Regions from separate parts of the Mus musculus genome. Here all the other regions are linked to region 1. Evidence: chromatin loops called from intact Hi-C (ENCODE). Cell type or tissue: gastrocnemius. All regions are shown on one strand. Links, peaks and the distances in the headings refer to the core of each region. The heading gives the core; the rest is flanking DNA.

Region 1 (10,296 bases), core at 2,042-7,041:
CCTGCCCGGCATGCAGCAGACTCTAGATCACCTGCAATCCCTTTCTCCCCACCCAAAACAACAGAAAACAAAGGCAGGCAGGTGTGGGTGTGGTGGTACATGTCTTTAACCCCAGTACTCAAAAAACAGAGGCAGATCTCTTTGAGCTGGAGGCCAGCAGAGCAAGTTCCAGGATAGTCAGATCTACACAGAGAAACCTTGTCTGGGGTTGGGGGGAGGAGGATGCTCTCTGCCCCTTGAACTTAACGAGGGTAGCAGGGTATGTTAATCCATGCCTGTAATCTCTGCACTTGGGAGACAGATGCAGGAAAGCTAAGAGTTCAAGACCAAGGTCACCCTGGCCTACATACTGATACTCAGTGAGGACCAGTTTTATGGGCTACATGAACCTGTCTCAAAAAGAAAAACACAAACAGACTTCTAGGGTGGAACTGGAGTCTCCCTACACCCCAGTTTCAGTATTATTTACTTTCCTAGTCTACAATCTCCTTGAATTTTGGGTGCAGTGTGTGTGTTTGACTAAACTAGGGATTGACCTCAGGAATGGTGGGCAAGATTCCAGCCTTTAACTGACCAAGTCAGCTGAATCTGCCCCGTTTTTCTCCCTAGAATGCCCTAACCTACCCTACCAAACCCTTCTGGAATCTCAAATGGCTCAAGTTTCCTGCTCTGGAACATCCCACTCTATGCAAGGCTTCCGCCTGTGCTCTTAAGGTTAGGTCTGTAAACTAATGTAGTAGTGATGGAATTGTGACCACTGAGCACTGCCTCATTCCAGGACCCCATAAACTGATCAAGCTTCAAGCCCACATCTCAAAGCATTTGGCTCTGTATTACCTCTTTTATCTTGTCCTGCTGAGACTATGTGAATGTCTGGGACAGTACAGCTACACAACAAGATCTAATGACTTTCGCTCCTCAGTGGCCGAAGAGCTACCTGAAATGCTCTTAGTTAAAGTTCGGTATCAATTAAGGGGTTCCTTGTTAATTTTCTGGGGCTCATTTCAAAGAGAGAATTTGTAACACACAACAGTGTCCTGCCAAGCATGAAGATGGACTCGGGCCTTTTTAACACGTCATCTTCCCCATCTCTCCTCTAAGATTTCAAGCTGCGGGTCACGAGACGTCTTTCTCCCACCTAGGGTGGGCTCCTCTTCCCTCATGCTACCCAATTTCCATCCAAGCATCTGGCAAGGTCCAAAAACACCCAGTCCACACAAAAGTCTCCCACTAAAGCCTCGTGGCGGCTCCCTGCGGGCGGCTCCTGACGCCCAGGGCCGAGAAAAACGGTCAACTAGCAGTCAATGAATCAAAGAAACCTGCTGGGGGCAGACAAGAACAATGAAGGTTGCTGATGGTTACGGGGGATGCCAGGGGCTGCTCGTGGCAACGGGAGAACTTCCTGGATCAGGAGGAGGAGAGCCAGGGAACCCTGAGATAACCGGAAACCGGGAGCAGGAAGGACGTTCGCGGCTTCCGCCAGGCCTGCGCGTGGTCAGCAATGTCGGACCTCCGGGAGGCCTCAGGGCCCATGTTCTCATCCCGCCCCCCGCCAACCCTGGCTAGGTGGGCCCGCGCCACTCCACCCGGGCGCTCCAGGCCCGCTGTCGCCCGCCGGCCCGGCCCTGCCGCCTCCGCTACCCGAAGCCGCGCACTCACTCCTCCTCCGCCATCTTCTCCCCTATCCTGCGAGCTTCCGAGACTACAGAGTTCGGCGCCGCAGGGCTAGCGGGGCCGGCGGCTGCTTCCGGTTTCCGCTGCGGGCAGGGGCGGGGCTTGGCCTCCCAGGGCGACCCTCTGCGCTGTCCTCTCTGTGGCCTGGGAGTGGGACGACCTCTGGGGCTTTCTGTGGGCTTTTTCCGGCCAGGCTGTGTGACGATCTGGCCTTGGGACATCCGGACTTTTTTTTTTTTTTTTTTTTCCGGTCCCCGGGCGGGAAAGATTTGGAGGAAACTTTTGAGATCTGGGTGACTCAGCTGTGAGCCAAGCCGTCCGCCCCGCGTGAGAATCCCAGGGCTCAGAATGGGGGAAAGTGGTTTCTCTGGGCGTCCGGGCCGGCTGTGCGGAGCGGAGGGAGTCCGCAGGCGCGTTCCGAGGCGGCCTCAGTTTCCCCTGCTGTGGGGAGAGTAGACAGAGGGTCTTTGAAACGCTAGACAGTGTACTTACTCCGATTATAAAAGTTGAGAGCTAGCAAGGCAGAGGTTGGACATTCCCCATTGGTTTATTGGTTGGTGTGGTAGATGTGAAAATGAGATCCAGGACAACTTGAGGGGTTTCATTCTCGCCTTCCTCCGTGTTGGTCCTCGGCATTGAACTCTGGTAATACGGGTTGGCGGCACCGCCTTTACTCATTGAACTATCCCAACAAATTTTTCTTAACCTTTGTGTGTGCGGGGGTGGGTGGGGTACATTAGGAGGTCCCAGGTTATCAGATGTCTTCCTTACTCACGCTCCACCTTAGTTATGAGACAGTGAACCTGAAACTAGGGACGCGACATAGTGGCTAGCCAACAACTCCCAGGGATCCTCCTTCTCAGTCTCCCTGTCCCTATGGTTACAGATGCCAACAGCTATCCCTGGCTTCTGTGTGGATGTTGGGAATACCAACTGAGGTCCTCGTGCTTGCGTAGCAAGCGCATTGCCCACTGGGCTTTCAACACCGAAGATAACTTGAACTGTCTAGTCTGTATTGCTTAAAACTGGCCTGGTACTGCTGAGGTCTTTATGGGACCTTCTGGGTGTTCTCCTTCAGGGCCCCTTCCACCCTAGGTAGTTCCCCCCCCCCCCCCCACTTAATAACGCTTAACAGATATGTCACTTTCCCAAAGAACGATCCTTCTGTCTCATCCTCTTGAGCAGTTGGGACTGGAGGGTGAGAGACACCCCTCCCCACCCCCATTCAGGCATCTGTCTACTTCTGTACAGGGGTGGAACCTAGGGCAACACATATGGCAGGCAGGTGGTCTTCCATTCAGCTAACATGCCCAAGTTCTCTGTAGAGACCTACTGTATGCTGAGATGTACCTTGTGGGGTTCAGACTATACAAAGGAACTAGGAAAGCCAGGTATAAGGCAAGATAAAATTAAACGAACAAGGGAAGCCTCACACATTAGCTGAGAACAAAAATTCCAGCACAATTAATGTGTGCCAAGAAGGCTGCCCACGTAAAAAAATTTTCATATATGGATATTAAAACTAAGACTGCTGAGATGATTCTGGGTAACAGCTCATGCCACCAGCCGAATGACCTTAGCTTAGTTTCTGTGACACACATGGTGAGAGAGAACTGACCCTTGCAAATTCTCCACACATGGATATGACATGCACACACACTGCTGGATTCTTTGTCAACTTGACAAAAGCTAGAATCATGGAGAGAGAGAGACCATCAATGGAGGAAATGTCTCCATAAGATTCTGCTGTAGGGCATTTTCTTAATTAGTGATTTTTGGAGAATGGCCCAGCCCATTGTGGGTGGGGCCATCCCTGGGCTGGTGGACCTCAGTTCCATAAGAAAGCAGTTTGAGCAGACCAGTAAGCAGCACCCTTCCATGGCCTCTGCTTCAGCTCCTGCCTCCAGGTTCCTGCCCTGCTTGGGTTCCTGTCCTGACTTCCTTTGATGATGGACCGTGCTGTGGAAGTTTATGGCCAAATAAATCATTTTCTCCCCAAGTTGTTTGATCATGGTGTTTCCTTGAAGCAGTAGAAATCCCAAGACACACATCCCAAATAAATGGAATTTTTAAAAACAAAGAACTTGAGAAGGCTTGAACCGGCTGAGTGGTGGCATGTACCTTTAATCCCAGTACTCTGGAGGCAGAGACAGATGGATCTCCTGGGTTTGAGGCCAGCCTGGTTTACAGAATAAGTTCCAGAGCCAGCTGGGACTACATAAAAGACCCTGTCTCAAAGGGTGGTAATAGTAAACAAAGGGCTAGAGAGATGGCTCAGTGGATAAGAACCCTGGTCTCTCTTCCAGAGGTCCTGGCTTCAAGTACCAGCACCACCTGGTGGCTCGCAATGAGCTGTTCCAGGGGATTTGGTACCACCTACTGGCCATTGCAGGTACTGCATGTACATACTGCATAAATATATGTACATACAGGCAAAACACCCATACATATCAATAGAAAAATTTTAAAAATAGTATACTGGGGCCTGCATGTGGTGGTCAGAGGACACTTGTGGAGTCATTTCTATCCTACCTCTGGGTTCTAGGTCCTGAACTCAGGTCTTCAGGCTTGGCTTATGAAGTAGATAGGCTATTCCACCTGCTGTGGAGCCCGTCTCTGCACCTCCCAGCAGTAAGATGTCCTCTTTTTTTTTTTTTTTAAAGATTTATTTATTATATGTAAGTACACTGTAGCTGTCTTCAGACACACCAGAAGAGGGCATCAGATCTCATTACGGATGGTTGTGAGCCACCATGTGGTTGCTGGGATTTGAACTCAGGACCTTCAGAAGAGCAGTCAGTACTCTTAACCGCTGAGCCATCTCTCCAGCCCCAGTAAAGTGTTCTTAAGGCCTGAGCACAGACAGATTACTGAGAGCATGACCTCGCTCCCCACTCACACATTTCCTGGGACTTTCCCAAAAAGACAGATTTCTGTTAGAGAAAGCACCCAAGTTTCCCGTGCAGCCCCTGGGAAAGAGAGTTTCATCTCCTCGGCTACAGTCCCACCATCCTTGGCACATCAGGGCCCAACCACCCAAGAAATTCCTTAGCCGCACTGTGAGCCCTGCCTTCAGAAGTCAGGGGCAGCAGGTAGCTGGGGTTTCTAAAAGCAGCCCAGCTCTCTTAAGCTCACAGCCAAGTGTTCACAGGTGTTTTACCCTTTCCTGGTGCCTCTCTTAAAGAAAACTTCTAAGGGACCAGTGAGTTGGCTCAGGAGGTAAAGGGGCCAATGCCAAGCCCTACGGAACAGAACTAACTCCTGAAAGCTGCTCTGTGGCCTGCACATGTGTGTATGCATACACCAAAGTGTCAAACACAAAACACAGGAAAACGACCTCGTCATACTCATCTTGAATTTTTTTTTCTGTGGCCAGGCCAAAAGTCCTGGGCCTAGGCTGGTAGTGCTTGTGGGTTAAATGGGCCTGCCACCAAGACTGAGGGGCTAAGCTTCACCTGGGACCACATGGTGGGGAAAAAAAAAAAACCAACAACTTTGTTCTTCAGTCACCATATATGTGCCTTGTGGTGGCATGTATGCCTCCCACACACAGTAAATAAATGTCCTGTTCCTTTCGAATCTTGGGACTGAGCATATAGTTCGGTTGGCAGAGTGCTTGCTCAAGTACATGAAAGTTTAAGCCCTAGTCCTGGGGAGACTGAGCTAAAAGGACCAGAGGGTCAAAGGTCATCATCCCCGGCTGTTTAGTGAGATTGAGGCCAGCCTGGGCTACATCAGAGGCCAGCCTGGGCTACATCAGAGGTCAGCCTTGTCTCGAAAGCAGAAAAGAAAAAGAATTCTTCCTGGATTTACCTGAGAGGAAGTCTCTGGAAAGAACTAAGGCTGCAGACTGCAGGGGGCAGTATAGAGCTGTCTCCAGCCACACCGCAGGGTCACCAATAGTGTGAGAGCCCATACCTGCTTGTAATCCAATCTGGCCAATCTGGCCAATCTGGCCAGACTCTGTCAAAAGGGAGAGGGGAAGCACGAGTATTGGGCTTCTGGATCTGCCATTCAGAAGGCATTGCAAGTTCAAGGTCATCCTGCTGTGACTGGCCAGTTCCAGGCCCACCATGATTGTGCATCCAAATCTCTCGTCCCCAAAAGTCAGACAAGGGCTTCAGATCCTCTGAAACGGGAGTTCCCGGTGGGTGTGAGCCACTGTGCCGGTGCTGGGAATGGGACCCATGTCCTCTGCAAGAGCGACAAGCGCTCCTAACAGCTGAGCCTTCTTTCCAGCCCCTCAGGAAAAATGCCAATAAGTTCACCCGGGCCGTGTTGGGAAGTGGAGGAAAGGGTTGGGGAGATGGCTTGGCAGTATAAGGTGCTTTTCAGCCTGAGCTAGGTCCATCGGAGTCATGTAAAGATGGAAGAAAGTCCTCTGACTTCCACATGCACGGAGTCACACACACACACACACACACACACACACACACACAGAGAACTATAAATAAACATTTAAAACTAAGTCAGCCAGGGGTGGTGGCACAAGCCTTTAATCCCAGCACTTGAGAAGCAGAGGCAGGTGGAGCTCTGTGAGTTCCAGGCCAGCCTGATCTACAGAGTGAGTTGCAGGACAGAGCCAGGGCTACACAGAGAAACCTAGTCTCAAAAAATACAGTAAATAAAATAAAATAAAATAGTTCATGGGAGGGTTTCCTTTGGAAGAGAATCGGCTTGGCTGCTTAAGGGTGGTTGGGCAGTTGATTGGCCTAGGGTGGAAGCCCCTGAACCAGGAGGCCTGTGCTTTGACCCACACTGAGCTGATGGCAGGTGGACAAAGATAATGTGGCAGAGGTGGCAAGAGGTGGCCTCCTGGTGCAGACAGAAGTCTGAGTTGGGCCTGGTGGCAGAAACAGGCTTTCACCTGCCAAGGCTTAGGGCTGTTAACAAAAGACACAATAAAAAGAGTGCTTCAGATCTGCCCGCTTGACTCTGAGCTCTTCCTATAGGTGTGATACTGTTGTTTCCTTAATTCCTTATCAGTCATGCCAGCAGATACCAGTATGTCCAAAAGACACAGAGAAGCCAAGATGTCACACAGCAAGCCACTGTCGTGACTGGGATTTAGGTGCAGCCTGGTGTGGACAGTAACTGCTCATGGCTGCCTTGTTTGTCTGCCTCTACACTGGGGCCAAGACCTTCCTTTCATTGGCAGCCCTATGCTCAGTGAGATGTAGCCTTGGCTCTGAGAGGAATAGCCTGGGGCTCTGGCTGGTCACACTGGTTAAGAGCCCCATAGCTCAGATTCTCAGAGAGCTGCCCCTCTAACCCACCCACTGGCCTGCTAAACCAATGCTGAGCTGGGGTTCTGTGAAGGTCATTGGCCTCCCGGTCACACCCCTGCTAGGCCTGGTGCCAACCTCAGCCAACCTTCGGGCTGCTACAGACCTGCCCTCTGGCCTGTGGGAAAGTCCTAGGCTCTTCTCACCTATTCCTGGGTTATTGCCCCAGGAAGGCAAATAGAGTCTTTGAACTTGAGCATGTGTCGTACCAGGCAGAGAGGTCACTGTCAGAAGAGCACAGGCAGCAGAGGCGCCAGGATGCCCGGTCCAGCACCGCTGGAGCTCCAGCCTGCAGCTGCTCTGACAGCACCCCTCCCTAGAAGGCCGTCTGGCTGCAGGGCAAGCTCTGGCCCTGTTCTCTCTTGGTCTTTCCCCTCCTTGTCTGTAAACTTTTTGTTGTCTCAGTTGAAATGCCACCCGGTGGGAGCCCTCCCCTGTTTACTCAGGCTGCATGGCTGTGTCTAAGGAGCCGACAGGAAATATGGTGGGGTTTGGAGCCTGGGCCCCGTGGGGTATAACCCCCACGTCACAGTAGGCGAATGCCTGAGGGTCAACTGCCTTAGGATGAGACCTTTTACATGGTGAAAGGCTTGCGCTGTGGGCTACAACTCTGAGGTTGAGCTCTCAGCCAGCCTCTTGAGGTCTTAGGCTCCATTCATTCCCTGGTAGCAGGGAAAAAAAATCTATCACAAGATTTAGTGGTAGACATCGTTCACCCCAGTACCTGGTGGGCAGAGACAGGCAGATCCTCGAGTTCCAGGCCGGCCTGATCTACATGGCAAGTTCAAAGCCCATCAGGACTGTGTGGTATCATATATTTTATACACACACACACAGACATACATATGCACACACATACATATAAATACACACACATATGCACACACATACATATGCACACACATACACATACATATACACACACAGACACATACACAGACACACACAGACACACACACAGACACACACACACACAGACACACACACACACAGACACACACACACACAGACACACACACAAACACAGACACACACACACTACCAATACTTTGGGCTGTTTGGATGACTCAATACTAAGGTGCCAAGGTCGCCAAGCCTGAGGGCCTGATTTCAATCCCAGAGACACATAGTGAAGAGCAAGAACTACTCTCTCAAGACGTCTTCATGTGGTTGCTGGGAATTGAACTCAGGACCTCCAGAAGAATAGATTGTGCCCTTAACCTCTGAGCCATCTCTCTAGACCCTGAAAAAAATTTTTGTTTTGTTCTGTTTTGTTTTGTTTTTCGAGACAGGGTTTCTCTGTGTAGCCCTGGCTGTCCTGGAACTCACTTTGTAGACCAGGCTGGCCTCAAACTCAGAAATCCGCCTGCCTCTGCCTCCCGAGTGCTGGGATTAAAGACATGTGCCAACCCTGCCTGGCATAAATAAATCTTTAAAAAAATTTTTTTTCATGTCATCTTACTAGGTTGAAATGTGGAGTTTTGAGGACACCTGAAATTCCAAACCTGGGGCACAGTCATTCGTACCTGGCTTTAGAATAAACTATCTCCTTTTCCTTTTGAGGTGAGAACTGTGTTTCCCTGTTGTCACTCCAACCCCATTTCTTTTTGTCTCGGTTCTTCTGTTGTTGTTGTTTTATCATAACATTTTCTTGATGGTCTGGAAGGCTGGGATCGCAGGTGTGGTGGCTTGAATGGCCCCACAGGCTCATATATTTGAATGTTTCATCATCAGTGAGTAGACAATTTGAGAGGGATTAGGAGGCGTGGCCTTGTTGGAGGAGGCGTGGCCATGTTGGAGGAGGTATGGCTTTATTGGAGGACATATGACTTGGTTTGAGGAGGTGTGGCCTGGCTGGAGGGGGTGTGTCACTAGTGGAGGGGGCGGGGTCTTCAGGTTTCAAAAGCCCATGCCAGGCCCAGTGTCTTTCTCTCTGCCTATGGATCAGAATGTAGCTCTCAGCTACTTCTCCAACACCATGCCTGCTATGCCCACTGCTGTGCTGATAATAGACTAAGCCTCTGAAACTGTAAACAATCCCCCAATTAAATGCTTTCTCTTATAAGAGTTGCCTTGGTCATGGTGTCTTCACAGTGCCGAAGACAATAGGTGTGCTTGTCATTGGGTCCTAAGGACTTGTACATGTCTCTGAGGACTTTTTGTGATCAAACATCTCTTCCCCCTTCGGTTGCTCTCTTCCTTCCATCCGTGTCTCCTTCCTTTCTGAGTTTCTGTCTCTATGGTCCAAGCTTCCTGAGGAAGAACGTCTCCATCTTCTGCCTTTGTTCATCCATTGCTTGCTTGGACAGTGCTGCACTGCTCAGTCACACCTCAGTCCTTGTAGCAACCTGAGGAAGGCCGTCAGTCCGCTTAGCCCATTGCACAGGTGTAGAGACCTGAAATCGTGTTCAATGCTTTACTTAGAAGATGGGCTGGGATGTAGCTCGATGGTAGAGCCTTGCATAGGTAAAGTCTTGAGTGAGAATTTTCTCAATTCTACAAAAACTAAAAACAATAAAATGGGGGTAGGAGGTGGGAGTGGAGAGATGGCTCAGTGGTTAAGACCACTTGTTCTTTCTGACCCACATGGTGGGTCTGGAACTCCAGTTCCAGAAGATCTGACACCCTCTTCTGGCCTCTGAGTAAACTGCATACATGTAGTGCAGACATACATGCAAAACACCCATGCACATAATAAAATAAAATAATCTCAAAAACTAAAACAGGGGCCCAAGCCAGACATAGCAGCTCATGCTGTAATCCCCACAATCAGGAGGCTGGACCAGGAGGATTGCCGTGAGTTTAAAGCCAGGCTGGACTACCCAGTAATAGCAAGTCCCACAGCAGAGTGACTTCCAAGCCAGGGTGTGTTACAGAAGGAAACTCTGTCTCAATCAATCAAACAAACAAACAAACAGCTATAAGCCAGTGAAGGATATGGTGTGAGGGGATTAGACTAGAACACCCCAAATTCATAAGTTCCCGGATCTTTTGCTTAGCAGCTTCGTGGAGTTAAACTGAGGGGGCAGGCAGGGCTGTGTCCCTCTTGGAGAGCCAGGGAGACTTGTTTTCCCAGTTTCTGCCCGTTCCAACCTCCAGCACCTGCTGGGATGCAGGGTTGTTATTCGACGCGTTCTCACGACCGGCCAGGAAGAACACAACAACCAGAATCTTCTACGGCAAAGCTTTATTGCTTACATCTTATGGGGCCAGAGTGTAAGAAGCAAGAGAGAGCAAGAAGCAAGAGAGCGAGAAAACGAAACCCCTTTCCTCTTTAAAGAGAACAACAATTGCCTAGGACGCATCACTCCCTGATTGGCTGCAGCCCATGGCCGAG
Region 2 (10,296 bases), core at 2,569-7,568, 95 kb before region 1:
GAAGTCAGTAAAGTCTCACGCTAACAAAGGTCAGAGGGTTTACAGGGACCATATGGAGGCTGTGGGTAGACAAGTCTCACCTTGCAGCAGCCCCCAGCCTCAGTGCCACACGATAAGGATAGCTCTGCCTATGCCGGGCGGTGGTGGCGCACGCCTTTAATCCCAGCACTTGGGAGGCAGAGGCAGGTGGATTTCTGAGTTCGAGGCCAGCCTGGTCTACAGAGTGAGTTCCAGGACAGCCAGGGCTACACAGAGAAACCCTGTCTCGAAAAACCATAACAAAAACAAAACAAAACAAAAAAAAAGATAGCTCTGCCCAGGAGGCCTGTGCAACACCTGCAGGGTGTGTTTAGCTTTACCCAGGATGGAATAGTTGTTCATTTATTTATAGTAGTTCATTTCAACTCTAGAATTTTTTTTAAGGTTTATTTATTTTATATATGAGTACTCTGTTTTCATGCACACAAGAAGAGGACATCAGATCCCATTACACATTACAGATGGTTGTGAATGGAACTCAGGACTGGAGGAGCAGCCAGTGCTCTTAACTGAGCCATCTCTCCAGCCTCACCCTAGGCATTTTTATCAAGCCTACTCAAAGCCAAATATGGCCATGCACAATAGACGTTGAGACAGGAGGATCCTGGGTTGAAGGCCAGCCTGGGATAAAGGGGTTAGGGAGAGTGGGAAATGGAACGTTAGAGCCTGAGACCTGGGTTTGGTCTCCAGGAATCAAACTGAAGCCAAGGTGGGTGTAGAGACCTAAGTCTGTCATTCCCACCCTCGGGAGTCACGGGCAGCACAGGGAGGTCACAATCATTCTCTGACCAGAGTTGGCCACGAGGTCACGTGGATTCCAGGAGGAGCCTTTGGGTCGAGTCAGTTATGGAGAGAGGGTCTGTGGCACTTGAGGGTGGCTGATGAGATTGGAGGATTCTGAGATACAGGTGACATGGGAGAAAGATCTTCTGCTCAGAAGCTAAAGTTCTATTAGGGAATGACAAAAAGTTTAAGTGGATGTTCAGTTTAATTCCTCGCCAACAAGAGCAGATGCCGGAACACAACTGTGATGCACTGGGGGACTGTCTAGCTGGAGGCTGGCAAGTCTGGCTGTGATGTGCAGCAGTCAGTTGAAGACCACGGATACATGGCTGCTACTCAGACTAAGGGTAGAGTGGTGCAGGGGTGGGTGAGAAAGGGCATGGCAGAAAGGCAGGCTGGCCCCTTGTTATGTGTACAGGACTCCAGACCTCCAGACCTAGTCTCTCCTGGACATGGGTGATGTTCAGCTTCTATCACTCAGGAGGTTGACATCAGTAGACTGCTGAGAATTAGGGGCAGCCCGGACTGCAAGGTGAAACACACAGCAAACAAAACCCACAAGAGCAATAATACACATGACTGATTTCCTCCCTCATTACCACAGAGCTCAACCCCCACAACTCTACTTACCTGGCCTTTAGGAGCCAACCACGGGGTCGCTGCCTGCCTCTCTTCATAGTGCATCTTCCACCTGACCCAGCGAGACCACTCCAGGTGCCAGACAGCATTGACCACTTCAGTGGTTGCCTCCTAGTCTTCTCCATATGTCCAAGGAGCCTCACTTGGGTCTAAGCTGGCCCGTGTCCATCAGAATCCTTTCTGTTCTCAGCCAATGGAGCCTCCAACCTGCTTTCTACCCATGCCCAGTCTCCTCCACTGACCCCCATAGTCCTGCTCCCTCCATCCTCATAGCCACAGTGCCTCATGGGGTAAGCATGCTGTCACCTTACGCCTCTGGACTCAGCTCTGAATTTAGGTCTCAGCTCAAATTTTGGAGACAGTCTTACTATGTAGTCCTGCTGGCCTCAAACTCACATCCATGTGCTTGTCTCTGCAAGCAGAGGATTAAGGGTGTATGTCACTGTGCCTAGGCATACGTTACTTTTAGACCTGTTCTAGTATTACAAGGGATTTACTTCCAGTGTCAGACTTACAACTGGAGTCCAGGACTCAACTGAAATGCAAATCTCCCTTGGAGATCTTGGAATGAACAGGCCATTTTCGGACATCTGGACTAGGTATTTCTTCTCGTCCTCTCCAGGATGGAATAAACAGAACAGCTCATTCTAACATGTCCTCAGTCAGGGCTGAGACAGGAACTGCTGAGATCTCTGGGCTTTATTCAGGTCCCTGTGGGACCAAGATGGAAACCAATTCCCGGAGGCTAGCCCCTCAGAACACCCCAGGCAGCATCCAGTACAGGGTTCTGTACACCCCTTCAGATGGTTCATTAGGTGTCAGCAACTGACACAATGCACACATGCACAGCCTGAAGTCTGAGTTACACTCGAGTCACTGCAGCTGCGAGAGCCTGGCCTGCTATTGTGAATTCCCCTATTTTAAGGGGGGATGGGGACATAGGGACATGGGCAGATGGACAGACTTCTGCTCAGTTTTCAGAGAAGCCAGGTGCTTGAGGCTCAGTTGCTCTCAGAATTGACCAGAAGCCAGGTTGACTCAGGGACAGACAAGAGTGTTCCCTTGGAGTAACAACCTTCTAGAGGCTGCTGGGCCCACACTTCAGAAAAAGCTGTTTAAATGAAAACATTGCAGCTTACTGGTTGGATAAATTATGAAATTTATTTATATTTCACTTTCTATAAGACAGAACATAACCACACTTTCTGGAAAGTCATATTAGAAACAGCGAGTGTGATGAAGGACAAGAGGTCCCTGCTGCACTGTGGCACACCTGTGCCTTTCCCAGTTGCTCGGGGCAGGTCTTGTTGAACCTCCCTCCACACATCTCCTGAGCAAACCTTTCCAGAGGGTACAGTGAAGAAGCAGTAACGTTGGGAAAATGATCCTGTCCGACTCTGCTGGCATCTGGGCTGGCTTGGCCCTGGCAGGCAGAGGCACCACTGTGGAGGCGTGGTGCCACAAGTACAATGTTACATGCAGTCTCAGATGGACCAGAGCCCCATGACCAGAAAGAAGACTCACTCCCAAGCCCCAGGCCTGGTAGAGGGTCTGTCCTGTGGAACTGACTGGAGGTGCTCTTCCTTGTGCTCTGTAACATGACTGCATTTCCAGCTGTTATAGCTGCTGCTCAAGAAAGCCTCAGCAGACCGCCTCCCTCGACTGTGCAGGGGCCTAACTTTAACTTCCCAGGTATGACCCTGGCTTTACCACTGCCTCCACAACAAAAGGCAGGGTTTAAAACATACTTGCACAAGGAGGCAGCAATACTGCTCAGGCTCATCAAGTTACCAAGCAGCACCCAGCAGTCGGTGCCTCCCTCCAACACTCTTCAGAGCAAGAATGTCAGCATATACTCAATAAGAGGGGCACACGACCCAGCCACCTGAGAACACTCATCAGCATCAAAGTAAACCAAAAAGCCACACACCCTACACCTTCTCCCTACTTACACATGAACACACCCCATCTTTGCTACCCAACATTTCCACTACAATTCTATGGTGATACCTTATCCTAAAAAGGCACCATCAGGCATTTAAGCCCTCAGGTGTACAGATGTGCAGGTGTAGGGAAACAGCAGTAACCAAAACTTCCCCCATCAGACTGCGATGTCACCCAGGAGGAGAGGAGCAGAGCCCTGGCCCAGTAAACTGCAGAACCAAGGCACCTCAGGGCCAAGGAAAGGAGTCCCTGCTTTATTGTGCTATTCACAGCCCAGGGAAGGTCCTGGCTGGCTAGAAGGACCTGAGAGATGAACACTGGGCAACAGGATGAATGCGATTAAGATCCTGTAGGAGAAGAAGCTGGGCTCTTCTTAAAGCAGGCAGTAGCTGAGGTGTGGTGAAAGCAGACCATGGGACAAACAAGGTCACCAGTGGGGAAGACAATGCTGGCAAGAGCCCAGAGGAAACAGGGCTCTCTCTGCCCTAGGGCCCCATCACCCTTGAAGAAGTGACCCTGTCTGGTGCCATGGCTCAATTCCAGATCTGCATTACATGTGAGGTGCAAGAGTCAAGGGCTCACACCTAATGCACAATGGAAGCTCTAGAGTGAGGTGGACAGCCAGGACCCGATTCATTGGTCAATGATGGAGCGCTGCAACACCTGGTTTATCATGTCATCTTCATCAACATCGTAATCCTGAGGGCAGAGAAGACAGACAGCAGCCTGAGTACCTGCTCACACCCAGAAGAGTCACTTCAAAAGAGCCTCCCAAGAGTGTCTAGAGAGGGCTGCTGAGGACCCCAGGACCCTGTCTAGTTGTTGTGGAACTGGGAAAATGACTTCATCTCTCTGTGTCTTTGCTGTCTCATCATTAAATAATAGTAACAGTTTGGTGCTGAAGAGACAGCTCAGCAGTTAGGAGTCAGGTTCACTTCCTATCACCCATGGTAGATCATAACCATCTAACTCCAGTCCCAGGGAATCCAACACCTGACCTCTGGCAGGCTCTGGACACATGTGGTATACAAACATATATTCAGGAAAACACCCATAAAAATAAAATAAAATTAATTAATTAAATCTAAGCCGGGCGTGGTGGCGCACGCCTTTAATCCCAGCACTCGGGAGGCAGAGGCAGGCAGATTTCTGAGTTCGAGGCCAGCCTGGTCTACAGAATGAGTTCCAGGACAGCCAGGGCTACACAGAGAAACCCTGTCTCAAAAAACCAAAAAGAGATTAATTAAATCTAAAAATTAGGAAGTAGCCATTCCTGGGGCTGCAGAGATTACTGTGGTGGTAAAGTGCGTACTGTGTCAAGCATAAGAACCTGAGTCTAGATCCCCACCGCCATTGTAAGAAGAGGGTATCGGGTGCACGCCTGAGATCTCAGTGCTCTCCACTGGAGACACGGACCACAGAGGCTCGCCCCACTAGCCAGTCTAGGTGGAGATACCCGTAAGACATCTGATGTTGATACCTAGCTCTGTCCATGCATGCAGATTGCATCCCAAGTGTGCGGATGCTCACACTACCAAAACAAAATTCCTTCCTCAATGGAAAGTGAATGGTCCAGAAAATAGTACACACATCTTGCCCAGACAAAATACTCAAATGCTGAATTCAGCTCATCAACTGCAGAAACAGACAAACACATCTCAACTGAGATGCTGCTTCTAAGAGGCTTCAGTGCCCCAAAACCAAGCAAGGCTTTTGAAAGTGAAGAGTCCAGTGGACGTGACAGTCACACACTCACCTTCAGTGAGGCAAAACTCTGAGTGGTTTTAGCAAAGACATTACCTCTGCAGTTAGTGAAAGGTCAGTCTTGGAGAATAAATGTTTGTTTTCTCCGCTCTGAAACAAGTCTCTAGCCTGGGCTGGTCTTGAGTTCTTGATCCTCCTGCCCCCACTTCCCAAGTGCTGGGAGAACAAAAGTGTGCCCACAAGCTGAGGTGTGACTTTCTTTTAAAAAGACTTTTTTGGTCGGGCAGTGGTGGCGCACACCTTTCATCTCAGAACTTGGGAGGCAGAGACAGGCGGATTTCTGAGTTCGAGGCCAGCCTGGTCTATAGAGTGAGTTCCAGGACAGCCAGGGCTACACAGAGAAACCCATATATAATGTATTTATTTGCCTGTGTGTGTGGAGCAGAGAATGTCATGTGTGCAGTGTCTGTAGAATCCAGAAGAGGGTGCTAGATCTCCAGAGATAGAGATTCAAGTGTGCTGGGAGTTGAACTTGGGTCCTCTGCACTATGTGCCCCTCACTCCCGCTGTTCTCTAGCTTGACCCTGGTTTGTGTTACTGTCTTTACACTCCTGGGGATAGAACCCAGCATGTCTTGCACGGGGGCTAAGCCACACTTGTACTTCCAGGCAGCAACCATCAGCTGGAGCTGCACACCCAGTCAGCCCGTAAAGCCCCTCAAGAGCCATTTCCATCCACTGCCTCATCTTCATGGGCAGCTGACTGGAGTGGAATCCAACTAAGTTCTCCAAAGGGGAAAATCACACACAGCACAAGTGGGCAAAACCAGGAGGCAGAGGAACGAGAAGAGGAAGAAGCCTCACAGCTAGAAACTGCCAGGGCGTCTGAAGTCTCACTCTGGTACCCACTCGCCCAAAGAGAGACACGTGCAGCTTCCCTCTGGCACAGAGAGCTCCTCAATCCAGAACAGGGCCCCAGGGAACCCCCTTCCAGAAACCTGAGCAGTAGTGCTGTCCATGGGGTGGTGCTGACTCACCACAAAAGTGTCGTAGGAAAAGCGGTGACGGCGTTGGATATGCTCCATGAAGTTGGCACTGCGGTAGCTGGGGTCTCCCCAGGGCATCGAGGCACAGATGGGACAAACCTGTCAGGAGGAAGCAAGGTACTGCCATCTGATGCCTGAGCTGACTCTCCATGACCTCTGCTCAGCCCCTTTCCTGATAGGACAGCTTTACTGACAAGCCCAGGTACAGTGCGTGGTCACTCTACTCCATAAACATGAAGCAACCCAGAAAACGACACGTGGGAATGGGTACAGGCTTGTATGAAGGTAAAATCCAGCTGGACACAATGATAACAAAGTAAAGGACAGATGACAGGGATGAGGCCAAAAGTGTACACACAAAACCCAATCTGAACAGGCGTGGGGCAGAGTGCATGTCTGTAACCTCAGCACCAAGGAGGCAGAGGAAGGAGGCAGAAATTCAAGGCTAGCCTGGCTACAGGAGTGATTTGAGGACAATGACAGAGCACAGGCTGCCCTGGCTCACAAGAGTGAAGCAGCACTTGGGCAGCCCAGGTGGTACAGCTCCTGACTCCCCTTTTTGATTCCCTGCTCTGCTCAGTTTGCTGGACTGCTGTGGCCACATGAGTTCTGGGCCTTTTAGAAGTCATCTTTCATGGTGAAACCTGAAGACGCTCCTGTGCTGGAGCTGCGAGCCTAGCTAGACAAGGACGAAGCAGCACCTGCCACTTCTGACTGGCCTAGGAATGAGGCACCCAGTTTCGAACACAGCTGGAGTGTGAACTACCTATACCAGTTCTGACAGCACCCACACTTATCCTGACAGCGTCTGGGCTGTACATGGCTTAATGCTGGTAAAAGAGGGAAGACCCCAGGTTCAACGCCCGAGCAACAAGAACATGAAAAGAGACCATCTGCAGCTGTGTGCAGTGGCTTGGGCCTGTGTTCATGATCCTGGCTTGGGAGGTGAAGCGGAAGGACCAGATTCAAACCCACCTGTGACACGTGATGAATCTGAGGCCAGCCTTGCCTACACAAGACTCTGAGTTTGTTGGTTTTGTCTAAGTGATTTTTAAAGAAAAATTTAAGATATCCACTGAAATATTCAGAGGGAAAAGGTAACAGTATCTGTTAGCTCTTCCTAAATGGCTCATCAAAAAAAAAAAAAAAATCATACACATATATAACACAGTTAAGCAATTTGGGCAAAATGTTACGTTAGGTGAAGGGTACAACTTCACTGTACAGCCTGGTCATTTTCTGTAAGTATGACTTTTTACCTAGTCAAAGAAAAAAAAGCCAATTCTTACCACAGACTTGGTATCGGTGCTGTGAGTGAGTTTGCAGTGCTCCACGAGTCCTTCCTGATCAAAGTTCTTCTCGGGACAGTAAGGACAAGGAAAGGTGTATCGGTTTGGGATGTTTCTGGGAAGTGAGAAAAGAGCACCCTGAGATCTTTCCACAGTCTCAAACTGCACCCCAAAGAAGCAGGAACTGAGTGCTTGCAAATCAGACGCACTGACATGAACAACCCCCACTCCAAAACCTGTCACCCTTAGCCAGCTCCAGTGACACCTCCAATTCTCCAAATCCAAACACCTAAACCCTCCAACAACACACACATCCCACGTCTTTCTGGGGAGTAGGTCGGTACCTCGGCTGAAGGGATGCATCCTTGGTGGTGGCCTTTACACCTTCCATGATGTAATTCTGGTATTTGGAACATGACGTCACATGGGCCCGGATCTTAGATAGGATGAACTTGAATAGAAAGAGCAGGACCCATATTTAGTGAGACGTTCATAAGATGTGATCCCAGACCAAGGGCAAGAAAACTAGACCCATACACTGGGTTGAGCAATGCAACCACTCCTGACTGTGCTAGCAGACAGGAGCCAGGCTGCTGTTTATTTACCTACATCTGCTCCACTGTGGGGTCACCCTCCCCACCATCTGCTCTCTGCTTACTGACATTTCCTGTGTGCTATTTTTAAAAGTACGCCACACTCTTATCTATTTTGTGCATGTGTATGTGACTTGCCTGTGTGGAAGCCAAGGACACCTCAAGCTGTTGTCCTTACTTTTCTACCTTGTCTGAGACAAGAACTTTCACTAGCAGGTAAGCCAGGCCACACGCTTCTACTACAGCACCGTCCTACCCATGGGTTCTGAGCTCAGGGCTCAGGTCCTCAGGATCAGGCAGTAAGCACTACTGCCTGCAAAGCCATCTTGGTGGCCCTACACTCACATTTGAATTTGTCTCTTACTTGGGCATGGTGGCACATGTCTGTAAACTCAAGGACTCTGGAAGGGTAAGGCAGGAGGACCACCAAGAGTTTCAAGCTAACCTAACCTACACAGAAACTGAAGAGTGTGAACTACCATAGTCTGCCTCCAGCTGCACTTTTGCTGTTTGGAAACAGGGTCCTGATTTATTACCCAAACTGGCCTGAAGAAATCCTCTTGTCTCAACCTCCTCAGTAGAGACTACAGGTACACACTAACACTTGGCCGGGAGCTCTTACAGAATTATATGTGTGTGTGTGTGGGGGGGGGGGGGCTTTGATTAGGATATAAAGTGAGTAAATCAATAGTGGGGAAAGAGAAAAAAATACACAAAACGAAGAAAGTAGTAGGGAGATAGTTTTTTGTTTTGTTTTGTTTTGTTTTTCAAGACAGGGTTTCTCTGTGTAGCCCTGGCTGTCCTGGAACTCACTCTGTAGACCAGGCTGGCCTCGAACTCAGAAATCCACCTGCCTCTGCCTCCCGAGTGCTGGGATTAAAGGCCTGCGCCACCACGCCTGGCTGAGGAGGGAGATCTTATGGGGCTGTGCCTACCATACAACTACCACTTTTTACTGTTTTGTGACAGGGTGTCATATAGCCAGGCTGGCTCTGAACCTTTGTCTCCTTGCCTCCACCTCCCCAGTGCTGGATCACTGGCATGCACCAGTAGCCTTGGGAATGGAGAACACAGAGAGCGTCCATGAAAAAAGACAAAGATGGAGGCCAGCTTGTTAAGATTTGAAATGAAAAACAGTGAGAGAGGAAGGATCCAATCCCAGAGTGCAGGCACAGAAGCCGGCCCAGGGCGTGGACTCAGCTATCCACTTAGGAGCCTCAACTTAAATGTGGGAACAAACCTGTACAAACTTCCCAGTCTTACTGTGTCCCCAATATTAAACCCTCTGAAAGGATGAAGGGAGAGAGAGAGATCCATTTTACAGCCATCTACCTTATGATACTTAGGAGAATTCAAGAGTCCAAAGACATTCCCACACTTACTGCGCCTGGGGCCAGCTGAGGGCACAGAGACCCTGACTAGAGAATAAAAAGTGGGGCTGGAGAGTTGACCCAGCAAATATGAGCACTAGCTGCTCTTCCAGAGGACCCTGGTTCAATTCCCAGCACCCACATGGCAGCTCACTACTGTCTGTAGTTAGTTACAAACTCAGGATCTGACACCTTCATACAGACATACATGCAGGCAAACCACTAATGCACATAAAAATAAATAAATCGTAAAAATATAAAAATAAATAAAAGAGGCAGGGGAGGACAAGAAACCTGCCAGGCATCATCACTAACATTTGTAATCCAGCACTATAGAGGTAGAGGCAGGATGATCAGTTTAAAGCCAGTCTTGATGATAAGAGACCCTATTGTTTGTTTTTTGGGATTTTGTTGTTGTTGTAGCACCAGGTTGGGTGTTGTGGCCCAGGCCTTCGATCTCAGCACTTGGGAGGTCTAGGCAGGTGGATCTCCTTGGGTCCTGGTATCTGGTTCCAGGACAATCAGGACCACACAGAGAAACTCTGTCTCAAAACAACAAAAAACCCCAAACAAACCTGGCAGGGATAAGCACTGAGTTTCAGCTGTGGTGACTCATGCCTGTGATTGCAGCACTTGGAAGCAGAGGCAGGTGCAACTCTGGGCCAGTCTGGTCTACAGTAGAACCTTTCTGAACACAATTAAAACTAAAACAAAATAACAAAGACACACAGTATAAATTCAAGTATAAAAAAAGAATAAAGAGCTGGCCGTGGTGGCGCACGCCTTTGATCCCAGCACTTGGGAGGCAGAGACAGGCGGATTTCTGAGTTCGAGGCCAGCCTGGTCTACAGAGTGAGTTCCAAGACAGCCAGGCTACACAGAGAAACCCT
Region 3 (5,000 bases), core at 1-5,000, 74 kb after region 1:
CTTAGAATCCCAAACCCTGTGTCACTGCAAGACTCAACTCTCTTGAGATTTCATTAGTGACTTTAGAAGTGTTTGAGAGAACAGATCCATTGCTATTCAAAGTCTGTTGGCAAAGAATAGGACCAGCAGTGCTGGGATGTGGCTGGGTGGTAGAGTGGTACCTAGCATTGTGCAAGGTTCTGGGTTTGATTCCTGACACAAACCAGAAAAGGGGGTGGAGGGGAGTGGTAAAGAGGAGACATCTTATAGTTCACATCCCTTCACTTACAGTTAACTATTTGACTGTTTCATTTATCCTGCCTTTAAAAAAGACATGTATTTTATGTGTGTGTCTGTTGTGTATGCATGTGTATCTGTGTGCCACATGCATTCAATGCAGAGGACATTGGAGCCTCTGGAACTGGAGTTACACATAGTTAGGAGCCACCCTGTTGGTGATAGGACCCGAACCTGGTTCTTCCGCAAGAACAGCAAGTGTTTTTCTTTGCTGAGCCATCTTGCCAGCCTCTTCCATGCCTTTCTTGTTAACAAACTTAATTTCTCAAATGTCTAGCTTCCTATTGTGCTGTGGTAAATCTTTCCCAAAGGTTAAAGAAGTTTAGAGAATGTAAGGGTTTATGTTCCTTAGGACATAAAAACCTTATTTGAGATTGTTATAAAAATGAGTTTAAACTGTGTATCATGATCATGGTACACACCTCTAATCCTAGCATTTGGGAGTCAGAAACAAGAGGATCTCAATGAGTTTGAGGCCAGCCTGGTCTACACAGTGAGTTCCAGGACAGCTAAGGCTACATAGACCCTGTTTCAAAAAGTTAAAAAAAAGCCGGGCAGTGGTGGCGCACATAGACCCTGTTTCAAAAAGTTAAAAAAAGCCGGGCAGTGGTGGCGCACGCCTTTAATCCCAGCACTTGGGAGGCAGAGGCAGGTGGATTTCTGAGTTCGAGGGCAGCCTGGTCTACAGAGTGAGTTCCAGGACAGCCAGGGCTACACAGAGAAACCCTGTCTCGGGAAAAAAAAAATACTAGAGGGTTGGAGAGATGGCTTATCAGTTAAGAACACTGGTTGTTTCAGAGGACCTGACTTCAATTCCCAGCAGATACATGGCAGCTTACAACCACCTGTAACTTTGATTCCAGGAGACCCATTGCCCTCCTCTGGCCTCTGCACTAGGTATGCACTTGCATGGTGCACAGACAAGCATGCATGCAAAACACCCATACACATTAAATTTTTAATTAAATTTTTTTTTTGAGACAGGTTCTCTATGTAGGACAGGCTAGTCCCAGAACTAGTAGCAACAAAAAATAATTTCATGGTTGGGGTCACCACAGCATGAAGAACTGTATTAAAAGGTCGCAGCATTGGGAAGATTGAGAACCACTGTGCTAGAGGAATGCAAGCCCTCTTCTGGTAGTGTCAGGTACCTCCACATGTGTGGCACACGCATACACCCAGACAGACATCTGCTCACAAATTTCAGCATTAAGTTATCATCTAGCATGAGTGAGGTCCTGGCTGCAATTCCTGTTGGGGGCGGAGGTGAGGGTTGAAAAAGAAGGGGAAGGGGAGAAGTCTTGCTGAGCTACCTTTCCTTGAAGTCCTTCCTTCTCCACAGCCTGAGGAATGTTTGTTTCTTATCACTGACCTGCCGGCATTGGCATGCCCTCTTCCTTTCTAGAGAAAACTTTGATCTTATTTATGACCCTCTGACTAGAGGAATTTCAGACCTCAGAGCGCTTCCAGCCTGACCAGGTCTCTTAAAGGAGAATAGACCAATAGTAGACGCAGGTGCTGGTGGGAAAACATCCTAATAATTTTATGGCCCTTCATTTGACAAGCTATGTAGAGAGCGGCTGCAGACCTCTGCTGATCTTACAACAGGATCTCTGAGAGTGGTGCTGCCTGTGGTTAAGGCTAACAGTGAGCTCTCTACTGAAAGTTTACTATTTGGAGTTCTGCTGTTGCCCTTTCGGCCGGGTTTTTTTCTCTGCTTCTTTCACTGCTGAAGAAAGGAAGTGGGGATGGTTTTCCCGGTTTGGTGCACTTAGTCCCAAGGAAGGGCTGATTTGTGGCGAGTGAAAGACAAGAAAGAGCCTGTTGTTCAGATCCCTCCTGATTTGACCAGATAACTTTGAGGAAGTCATTTGGTTTCCCTTATTTGTGTGTGTGTGTGTGTGTGTGTGTGTGTGTGTGTGTGTATGGAAATGTAATTTGAAAGGGGGTGGGGAGGAAAGGTGTCAAGGGCTGGAGAGATGGTTCAGTGGTTAAGAGCCCTGGCTTCTCTTCCAGAGGTCCTGAGTTCAATTCCCAACAACCACATGGTGGCTCACAGCCATCTGTAATGGGATCCTATGCCCCCTTCTGGCATGCAAGTGTACATGCAGACAGAGCACTCATACATAGAATCAACAAATCTTTAAAAACAACTGTGAAATCAAGGCAGGATTTCACTCACTCTGTAGCCTAAACAGGCTTTGAACTTTGAATTGTTCTGCCAGTGCCCTTTGAGTCTATGGGCGAGTCCTGTGTGTTAAAAGACAATTATATCTCAATCAAGATAATGAATGATTTAGTATATGGAGTGCTAGTAGTTTGTTAATATTCTAAAGAAGTACTGGACTGAAGATTATAGAGAAAGTACACTTGCTACATAACCAAATAGATGTTTTTCTGATAAATACTGGACTGTTCAGATTCCCTTACATACGTCACGGCAGGAAAACCCTTTGTTGTTTCTGCCTTAAAAATGCCTTCTGAATGTCTCCATGTCCTTACTATATGAATTTTCTGGAGGAAATACAGATTGGGGAATCTGATTGCTTTGGGAAATGAAAAACCTCCTGCTAAGACACTTTCTTTCCCCTTCAGTGTTCTTTTCTGTCTCAGGTTCACAAATGTTGTTCTGTTGAGACATGGTCTCATGTAGCCCAGGCTAGCCTCAAACTCTCCGTGTGGTCAAGCATGAACTGAACAGAATTCTGGTCTTTCTTCCTTCACCTCTCAAGTTCTAGACATGTCTTTGAATAGTGCCCTCCCTCCCTTCCTCTGAGGAACGTGTATAGAGGGCAGGCTGACTTGCAGAAAGAAAAGTACCGCTGCTGTCAGGGCTCCGACTAGGTTTTCTGTCCTCTGGAGAGTTCTTGCTGTCAAGGAGAGGCCTGAGGTTTGGGGTTGAGCTGGTCTTTGGCCGTGAGAACAGGTGCTCCTCCTCCCAGACTTTAAGGTCCATAGAGCTGAGATCATGACAGCCAGGAAGGAGAGCCCCTTTGCCATGTCTTCTAGAGTTCTTTGAGAGAGTGACAACCCAAAGCCACAATCGCCAAGACACTATGGACTCACCAAGACACCACCAACTCACTAGGACACTGCTGACTCGCCTGGTCCCTTTGCTTGGGTTTTTGTGACCGTAACGGGAGGGCTGCTGTGGTCTGTCGGGGAAAATCAGGAGTTCCCTGAAGCTGGGTAGATAAGGGCTAATCAGAAGCCAGCAGGGTGGGTGTGAGCAGAGAGGAGGCCTCCAGTCATCCCATCCAGAGCTACCCGGGAAGTCAGAGTCATTGTCCAGGTCCCAGGACCCACCTCTGACTTTACTTAGTATTTTGTAGACCACCGAGACAAAGGGAATTAAAAAAGTGGTTCAGCAAGTTGGCATTTGCTTGTCTTGTCTGGTTCCCAGATGCTGTCAGTTCTGACTACAGCTTTCACTTCAAAGGGGGCGTATCAGCCAGACTGAGCCATTCACTTGCCCAGAGTTAAGAATTGTGATGGCTCAAGGGCACATGCGGCAGACGAATGGCACGATTAGTTGGAAGAAACACATAGAAAGGGAAGACAGTGTGTCCTGGAGGGCTAAGTCAGCGTCACCAGCAGACCCAGCATAGGGAGGTGGAGAGGCCTCACTCATTTAGTCAGCAGGTTGTCTGGTGGCATCCTTCTTGTGTACTGTCAGCTGGGGGATAGCCTGGAAGTGAGGGCAGAGCATTTCTACCCCTGTGGTCCCTCCTAGGGGAAGGTTTTGTGCTTCTATTCTGATAGGGGATGAGGGTCACCCTTCACATTTTACTATGCAGAGGAGTCTTGCTTTTTCCAGCCCCTCATCTAAGGTCTCAGCCGCAAACAGGGCCCTCTAGCCTGGGCTTCCAGTCTGCAGAGTGGCAGTGAAGAGCATGCCTTTTGACTCTGGGACTTTTTATACAGTGCTTTTGTTCGAGGAGCGTTCATGTGGGATCCTCCCATGAATTCAATTTCCCCAAGCATGAGCAGCACCTTAAATTATTCAGAGAGCTGTCCCTTCTCGAATTCCCCTCTTTCCCCCTTTCCCTTTGTTACCTTGAGTGAGCAGTTGGTTGCCCTGGGGGGTATTGTTCCTCCTCTGGTGACACAGACACTGCCTGTGGAAGGAGCCTGGACATTGTTCCCAGGTGCCTTAGTTACCTGCATCAATTAAGAATAGCTCTTTGAGGTAGGGAGCGACCTCATTATGGAGATGAGCTGTACAGGTGGCGTTGGAGTAGCCGAGGTTGTGAGTGTGGAGTGGTGAACAAGCAAGCAGAGAACTGGGCTGTAAATTAATCTCTGTATGTTACTGGACACAATTCTTTGTTACTTTAATAAAAGTCAAACACATTCTAATAAATAGCAGTATGGAGGACTATTCTTTTTCACCCTCCAGGTGTTCCAAACACTATAATTTATAGGCTTTTAAACATATTACTTAATTCTGTGTCTAGTAAGTGGAAACTTTGAAAGATGAGAAAAGAGAAAATGTATTTTCACCTCATAAAACTGCTGATTGTGAGGGCTCTTCCATTTGTTTGTTTGTTTTTTCCCTGAAACAAATATGTAGATCAGGCTGCCCTTGAACTCAAAGATTCTCTTGCTTCTCCCATGTGCTTAAGCTAAAGGTGTTTGCCACCGTGCTGGACCTAGAATCTATGTTTTAAAAAATGACTTTGGAGGCGGTTTAGTGTAGCTCAAGCTGGCCTCAGGTTTGTTGT

Evidence for each region. A loop is a pair of places that touch in the nucleus more often than their neighbours do. Peaks named below come from ENCODE experiments on the same cell type or tissue, not always from the same donor. Only the 100,000 strongest peaks of a DNase experiment are listed, where the experiment ranks them.
Region 2: a loop joins it to region 1, with 3 times the contacts of the local background. A loop is called at or near these places in 3 of 42 quality-filtered maps.
Region 3: a loop joins it to region 1, with 2.4 times the contacts of the local background. A loop is called at or near these places in 23 of 42 quality-filtered maps.

The regions. Positions count from the first base shown.
Region 1 is chr2:167,413,129-167,423,424 of GRCm38, reverse strand. Slc9a8 (solute carrier family 9 (sodium/hydrogen exchanger), member 8) reads right to left here and starts at 1,715. Exons shown (of 17, transcript NM_148929.3): 1 at 1,660-1,715. The coding sequence starts at 1,673. In gastrocnemius, for the core only: CTCF peaks have their summits at 4,038 (motif pointing left) and 5,525 (motif pointing right); DNase peaks (open chromatin) are centred at 2,428, 4,053, 5,548 and 7,006; H3K4me3 peaks cover 770 bases; H3K27ac peaks cover 797 bases.
Region 2 is chr2:167,508,474-167,518,769 of GRCm38, reverse strand. Rnf114 (ring finger protein 114) reads right to left here. Exons shown (of 6, transcript NM_001360930.1): 3 at 7,788-7,894; 4 at 7,444-7,558; 5 at 6,146-6,253; 6 at 2,597-4,104. The coding sequence ends at 4,039. Among named protein-coding and RNA genes, the nearest start is that of Rnf114, 10 kb to the right of the region's middle. In gastrocnemius, for the core only: a CTCF peak has its summit at 5,582 (motif pointing right); a DNase peak (open chromatin) is centred at 6,194; H3K4me3 peaks cover 337 bases; H3K27ac peaks cover 3,306 bases.
Region 3 is chr2:167,342,406-167,347,405 of GRCm38, reverse strand. The region is part of intron 1 of B4galt5 (UDP-Gal:betaGlcNAc beta 1,4-galactosyltransferase, polypeptide 5); the gene reads left to right. Among named protein-coding and RNA genes, the nearest start is that of B4galt5, 4.3 kb to the left of the region's middle. In gastrocnemius, for the core only: a CTCF peak has its summit at 2,371 (motif pointing left); no DNase peak of the experiment used is centred there; H3K27ac peaks cover 118 bases.